Linked DNA regions of Homo sapiens: region 1 is linked to region 2. Evidence: chromatin contacts called from ENCODE Hi-C data. All regions are on one chromosome and are shown on one strand. Each heading gives the region's core, a stretch centred on a gene start or an enhancer-like site at or near the end of the contact. The rest is flanking DNA. Distances are from core to core; before and after follow the strand shown.

The links. A loop is a pair of places that touch in the nucleus more often than their neighbours do. Pooled maps may share reads with other maps.
Region 1: a loop to region 2 is called in a map of endothelial cell of umbilical vein, with 6 times the contacts of the local background. The contact joins two enhancer-like sites. A Hi-C loop is called at or near these places in 3 of 168 maps with a recorded cell type or tissue (CD8-positive, alpha-beta T cell, endothelial cell of umbilical vein and mammary epithelial cell) and 1 of 50 pooled maps.

Annotation. Positions count from the first base shown.
Region 1 is chr17:69,869,084-69,872,301 of GRCh38, reverse strand. The region is part of intron 4 of LINC01483 (long intergenic non-protein coding RNA 1483); the gene reads right to left. Among named protein-coding and RNA genes, the nearest start is that of LINC01497, 91 kb to the left of the region's middle. Within about 2 kb of position 1,486, at least 4 of the 41 ENCODE cell types and tissues checked have a DNase peak (open chromatin) inside an H3K27ac peak, as active enhancers do.
Region 2 is chr17:69,826,516-69,830,047 of GRCh38, reverse strand. All of the region lies in intron 3 of LINC01483 (long intergenic non-protein coding RNA 1483), which reads right to left. Among named protein-coding and RNA genes, the nearest start is that of LINC01497, 130 kb to the left of the region's middle. Within about 2 kb of position 1,812, at least 2 of the 41 ENCODE cell types and tissues checked have a DNase peak (open chromatin) inside an H3K27ac peak, as active enhancers do.

The DNA.
Region 1 (3,218 bases), core at 237-2,736, 43 kb before region 2:
AAGATGGGAGGTTCTTGAGAACAGGAACTTGGTTTTATATTTCATTATATCTCTGATATCTAGCATAAAACCTGGTGCATAATACGTGTCAATAGGTGTTGAACAAATTGTTGCAATTAAATTTAGTAAACATTGATTGAGTGCTTGCCATTTGTCAGCTAACGTTTTAGTAACGGGATACAGGGATGTGTTTAGATTCTCATTGAGAAAAGAAAATATAAGTGCACAAATGACATTAAGCAATGGTAGATGATGCTAATTCCTGTGAAAAACGTAAAACGGATAAATGGAGTAGAGAGTAACAAAAGGAGAATTGGGAGAGTTCTTTCAGTCCAGACAGTTAGAGCCGGCCTCAGTGAAGAGATAACAGAGGAGACAGATTCATGATCGTAGGGAAGATTAATCCAGGCAGAAAAAGAAACAATTGCAAAGGCTCGGAATTGAGCCTGTTTTATTATGTCACACCCAACATGGAATTTCTTCCTAGAATTAGAGGAGAGGAGAGAATTTTTAGATTATGCATTTCTTTAATTTTTTTAATTGCAAACTTCTACTGCTGAAGAATAGGAGCTCTCAGACAACAGGATATTTTGCCAAGACATGAAAACAGCTTTGCTCCTGGAAAATTATTTTAATTGTTCTGGTGGGAGGTATTGAAAAAATATTTACTGGAGATTCACTTTAGGGCCACAAAATTAAAACAGCAATTTAGCAACAGGATCATAGTTAGTGATGTTCGGAGACGTATTTGGTTGTTTCGGTTTATTTTATTTTATGGTAATTTAGCTGAGGTAGCTTTTATTTATTCAGAAATATTTACCCCTTTTCATTAATGATATGTGCTCTTACAATGAAATTTTTTTTTTGCTTTTTTTTTCTCCCAAGTACATCTTAATTAAAGTTTAGCCAATTTTATGCATTGAAAAGTGTAAAAGTATTCCCTGAGCTGAAATTCCTCTGAAAGAGTGGAATAGAGCATGCTTCTTACTGATCCCAAGTGTTCCAAATTCTGACCCAAATAAGACCTTTGGGGGTTCAAGCTCATTTACATTTCATAAAATGTAACTTCCTATTTCTGGAGAATAAAAGGCTTTGAAAGTCACAAGGAAACGGCTCAAAAGGCATCCAGGGCATGAAATAGCTTTAACAAATCCTGCTTGATGAGTTAAGTGTAAAGGAATCAGAAACATATGGATTACATTTCCCATAAAATACACATAGGCTTAATAGCGAAGAAGAAAAAGTGGCTGTGGCCCAATGTGATTCAGGTTTTTTCGAACCTAAAACATTTGGAAAATAGTTCAAGATGGTTAATAAACCCCAAAGCAAGCCCAGTCTGTCCTTCCTACTGTAGGGAGGAATGTGCTGGATTTCAATGCAGTACAAGAGGGTGTCTGCTGGATTACTGACAACTCTCTTTGTCACACAAACAGTACCTCCTAGGGAGACAGAGAGAAAGGCAAGGCAGGTTTGCACTTGTCTGAGATATGCAGAATACTTTGGACCCCACTGGCAGAAAGTGCATGTTTCTTGGTCCTAACTCCTCCTAACAGCCATAACCTTCTGACTCGGTCATTTCAAGTCATGGTTATGGAAAGCCTCCTCCTCTCCTTTCTTTCCATGGCCACCTCCATCCTACTCACTCACCCACCCCCTGTAAAAAAAAAAAAAAAAAAAAGAAGAAAAGAAAAAGAAAAACATCAACATTTCTAAAATTGTTCTTTAAGAGATTGTTCTAATCTGAGCTCATTTAGGAAATGAGGAGTTTGAATAAATTGCATTCCCAGGCTTAAATTACTGTGTCATTCTTGGTGACACAATGAACCCTTTCACCTAGCATTGTGTCCTAGGAAATTACAATTCCTGCCTTGAATGGACCTGCTAGAGAACAAGCAGAGGGTCAGTTGCAGATCATTAGTCAGAGGGGATCCAGAGCCCATGAGTCAGGACCTCTCACTGTTGCAGGAAGCAATCCTGACCACTTACCCCCAAGTCTCTTCAGGCCCACTGCCCTGGGGGAGCTACCACACACTGCAAAAGAATGTCCACACTGTGACTGCAGTGTGGGGACCAGAGACGCACTGAGTCAGGCCTGCTCTTTCAGGTGGAGGTCAATGCTGTTCTGTCAGGCAGAACCAGTACTCCTTTGAGATGCAAGATTTTGAGGAAGTGCTTTCCAGCAAATGCTCCACTTTCTTCAACTTCACAAATTCTTTAAGGTTATCATCTACTTTCCATTTTCACAATCACAACCATTATTCGGGGATTCTTATTCTACCCATTATGTCCACAGTCTTCAACTTAAAGCACCAATCCAACCATATCACCTTTCAGTAACTCTTTCTTCAAACATTTGGTCATCTAACTACTGACCTGTCAGATTCTTACCAAAAAAAATGACCAAGTAATATTGAAACCTGGGGAAGCCTTAGCATTTTCAATCTTAGAAGGCAACTGAAAACAACCTACAGTGAGTAGTTATGTAAATGAGGTGTGTTTAGATTCTGAAGATGATCAGACCAGGCTATCTTTGCCAGACTTCTGCAGGGACTCTGGAGTCTAGAGAGAAGGCAACTGAATATCCATGTGCTGCCTTAACCTTGGAGTCCTCAGGATTCTAACTTGCAAGTTTTCTGCTTAGAACTCAGCATTTGGGGCAATGGCTTCCAGCATTTTTTTTTTCCTTTTCCTTTAAGTTCTGGGATACATGTGCTGAACATGCAGGTTTGTTACATAGGGATACATGTGTCATGGTGGTTTGCCGCACCCATCAACCCATCATCTAGATTTTAAGCTCCGCATGCATTAAGTATTTGTCCTAATACTCTCCCTCCCCTTTCCTCCTACCCTCCGACGGGCCCCGGTGTGTGATGTTCCCCTCCCTGTGTCCATGTGTTCTCGTTGTTTAGCTCCCACTTATGAGTGAGAACATGCGGTATTTGGTTTTCTGTTCCTGTGTTAGTTTGCTGAGGATGATGGTTTCCAGCTTCATCCATGTCCCTGCAAAGGACATTCTTTTTTGTGGCTGCAGCATTTTTGAATATAAAAAATCTTACAGTTCACTATATTCACTTCCCCATTTTAGATCAATACTCAAGACCGAAGGCTTTCTAGTTATCTAGCCTTCCTCATCTTGTCCGCAGGATTATCTGTACTTTCCTGTCATTAGACACCTCTTCCACAGATTACCACTCACTCAAAGCCACCTCTGCAACTCT
Region 2 (3,532 bases), core at 563-3,062:
AATAGAAACCTATGTCTACACAAAGAATTGTAATTCAATGTTTATAGCAGATTTAAACATAATAGTCAAAAGTCTGCAAACAGTCAAAATGTCCCACCTCAAGGGAATAGATGGCAAATTGTGGATATTCATGACATGGAATACTAGTCAGCAGGAAAAAAGGAACAAGCTACTGTTTTGTGCATGTATCTTGTACAGGAATGAATCTCAGAAATATGCTGAGCAAAAGAAGACAGAAGCAAAAGAGTACATACTATATGATTCTATTATATAACCTTAGAATAGGCAAAACTAATCTAAAGTTATGTAAATTAAACCTGATTGCTAAAGGTGGGAGACTGCAAACAGTCATAAAGAAACTATTTGCAGTGACAAAAATATTCTGTACCTTGATTTAGAAGGTGGTTATACAGATGTATACATTTGTCAAGTTGAACTAAACATTTAAAAGAGACACATGATTATGTGCAATATTGTAAGTTGTATTTGATTATCTATAAGCTATAGTTCAATAACATTAACATTTAAGTTTTCATGAAGAAAATCCTCTTGTGTGAATAAAGAAATAATCCTCTTGTATGAATAAAGGAAAAAATAATAAATAAGATTTTCTTAAATTTATCTTTTTTCTTTTTCTACAAAAAAGGCATTATATCATAGCTATTTAATACAAAGCTTTAGGAATGGAAAAGACCTGTGGTCAAAATCCTAGCATTGTACTTTACTAGATACAGACTTTTGGCCAAGTTACTTTACCTCCCTATACCTCTGCTTTCTCATCTGTAAAATGTGAATAATATTACCTCCTGGGAGAATTATTGTACAACTTCATTGAGACAATGCCTCCAAAGCATTTAGCACAATGCTTGCATATAAGTACTCATTACCTATAGCCATTATTATTTTAAATGCCATTATTAGTTATTTCATCATAGCATGATTTCAGGAGGAACTTATAAGTAAGCATATACGTCAAGTCTATTTATCAAGCCAAAGTAAATAATAAATAATGACTTGATCTTATAATGATATCAATAACTAAAGGCTTAAGCAACAGCTCGAACTTTTAATATCACTTGTTTGCCCCCACTGAAATTACAATCAATGAAAGAAGAATATGGATTTTGATTTCTGAACAAACAAGAATTACTCAGCAGCTCAGTATAACAAAACATAGAACTTCATCTCCAGCAGAGGATGTCCCTGTTGCTAACTAGAATTTTCACACCTTAATAGCTGCAGTGTCTAAAGCTCTTTTTTAGATCATTGTATTAATGTTGCTGGCTTAGATGTCAATTCAATACATGGCATGGAAAAACATTGTCCAACGCAGCGTTTCTTACCCATGGGAGTCTATAAAGCCCAGGGCTTTTCAGGAGTTCTGCTACTTACCTGAAACTGTAGGCAAAGCTGGGCAAATGTATTTATGAATGTATTTTGAGGATGTGGTTATAAGTCAGACATTTAAAAGAGTCTATGAACCAAGCAAAGATAACTTAAAGCATACTTGAGAGACAAACACATTAGTAGCCCTGAAGGTTCCCCAGAAAATATCCAGGAAAACGTCTGAACACCACTATTGTTTTCCTATTTTTAAAAATGGAATTTCATTTGCTATAGTAAAGTGTCTTGGAAATTCCCTTGATGTTGATGATACTAGATTAGTCCATGTGACTGAGTGATCATACGAAGGGTAGCCCCAGATTAAAAGCATTGCATAGAACAAGCTGATCGGAAAGGAATTCTATTTTTAGCCTCCAGCTTTGTCATATGTCTAATTTTCCCTGTGGTTACAGTGGCCCGTTGCCAGTGTCCTCTGAGGATGACTGGGCTGAGGAAAATAGGGATTCGCTTCCTACTGCTGACCACCAACAAAGGCAGGATATATTGGAAATCCTGGCATGAGATGCTATTCTTTATTATGAATATTATTACGTTATTTCATTATTTTTTAGGTGCTGAAGGGCACAGTCTATTTTTGAAACACAGAGGAAGAAAAACAGAAATCTCATATGCTACAAATTTGTAGACTTCAGAACCCAAACAGGACTAACATGCTTTCTCCTTCGCCTTGGAGGTGGAGGGGGTGCTTTGAAGGTTGTCCTGGCATGTTCTAGGCTCTGGACTCCTAGAAAGTTTAGTGACATAATGGGCACCTGTACCTTCATAGGGTTTATCTACCACCCTGTGAAAGTTGTCAGAAGGAGTCACTAATGTTAAGAAAATCCTGACAGATAGGGCCAGTGAAGGCCATGAAGAGAGGATTCTCACACTTGTATGCTTGATAACAACAACAACAAAAATGAGACAATCCACAACCTTCACAAAGACCACAATAACTTTACACAAAATATACTTCTGCCAGGACATCTGCCCAGCAACTGCCTCCCTAACCTCGACTGTCGTCACTCTTGTTATTGATCTTTGTTACAAAGGATAATTATTTCAAAACAATTAAGTAATACTCCTGAGTTTTTCCCTTTAAAAACCTTTGTCTTCCTTTACCTCCCTGAATATGCACATATTTACTATGGCATGCATATATTCCCATCGCAATATTTTATTCCCAAATAAGTGTTTTCTTTTAGAAAGCCTCTGTTTGTTTTTTAGGTTGGCAATCCTTTCAAGTGCATATATCTTACCAAGACTTCCAATAGATTTTCCATTTCCTGTTCATCCATTCCAATAATAACAGTATCACCCATATAGCTGACCAGTGTAATGTGCTGCAAAATACCAAGGTGACCCATATCCCTTCAGACTTTATTCTGATTATGGGAGGAAAATTAGTTTGGCCTTGGGACAAGACTATAAATATATACTGTTTTCTATCCCATGCAAATTTGATTCTGTACTGTTTCTGGTTGTCCTTCCTAAGAGTGATGGAAAAAAAAATGTATTAATTAAGTCAGTGGTCACATGCTATGTACCAGAAGCCATATCAATCTGCTCTAGCAAAGATACAGTATCTACCACCACTGCTGCCATCAAGAGGCTTCTAGTTGATGGAGTCTGTGATATCCTACTGTCGTTCAACAGAGTCTGTGCAGCATTGTAGCAGGCCCGAGAATGGTGGGTTAAACAGAGACATGATGGGGATCATCATTCTTGCAGCTTTTAGCTCTTTAAAGTTGGCATCAATTCTGTCATTCCCCCTGGAATTCAGCAGCATTATTTTTCATTTACCTCGAGTAACATTTACTGCTTTTGGTAGACAGATCTGAGTTTTTATACACACATAAATTTTTGTAACTATACTGTATGTAGGATACAGGATAATTCCAACACACCGAAGAATTCTCTTGTGCCGTCTCTTTCATTCCAATCCCCCACAACATGCACACATAGACACATAGACACATATCTAACCTCTAACCTCTGGCAATCACTGAGCTATTCTCTCTCTTGCCTTTTCCAGAATGCCATGTAAATGTAATCATACACAAGTAATTTTTTGAAACTGGATTTTTTCACTTAATAAAATGCATTTAAAATTAACCCAAATTGCATATAACAATGATTCATTCCTTTT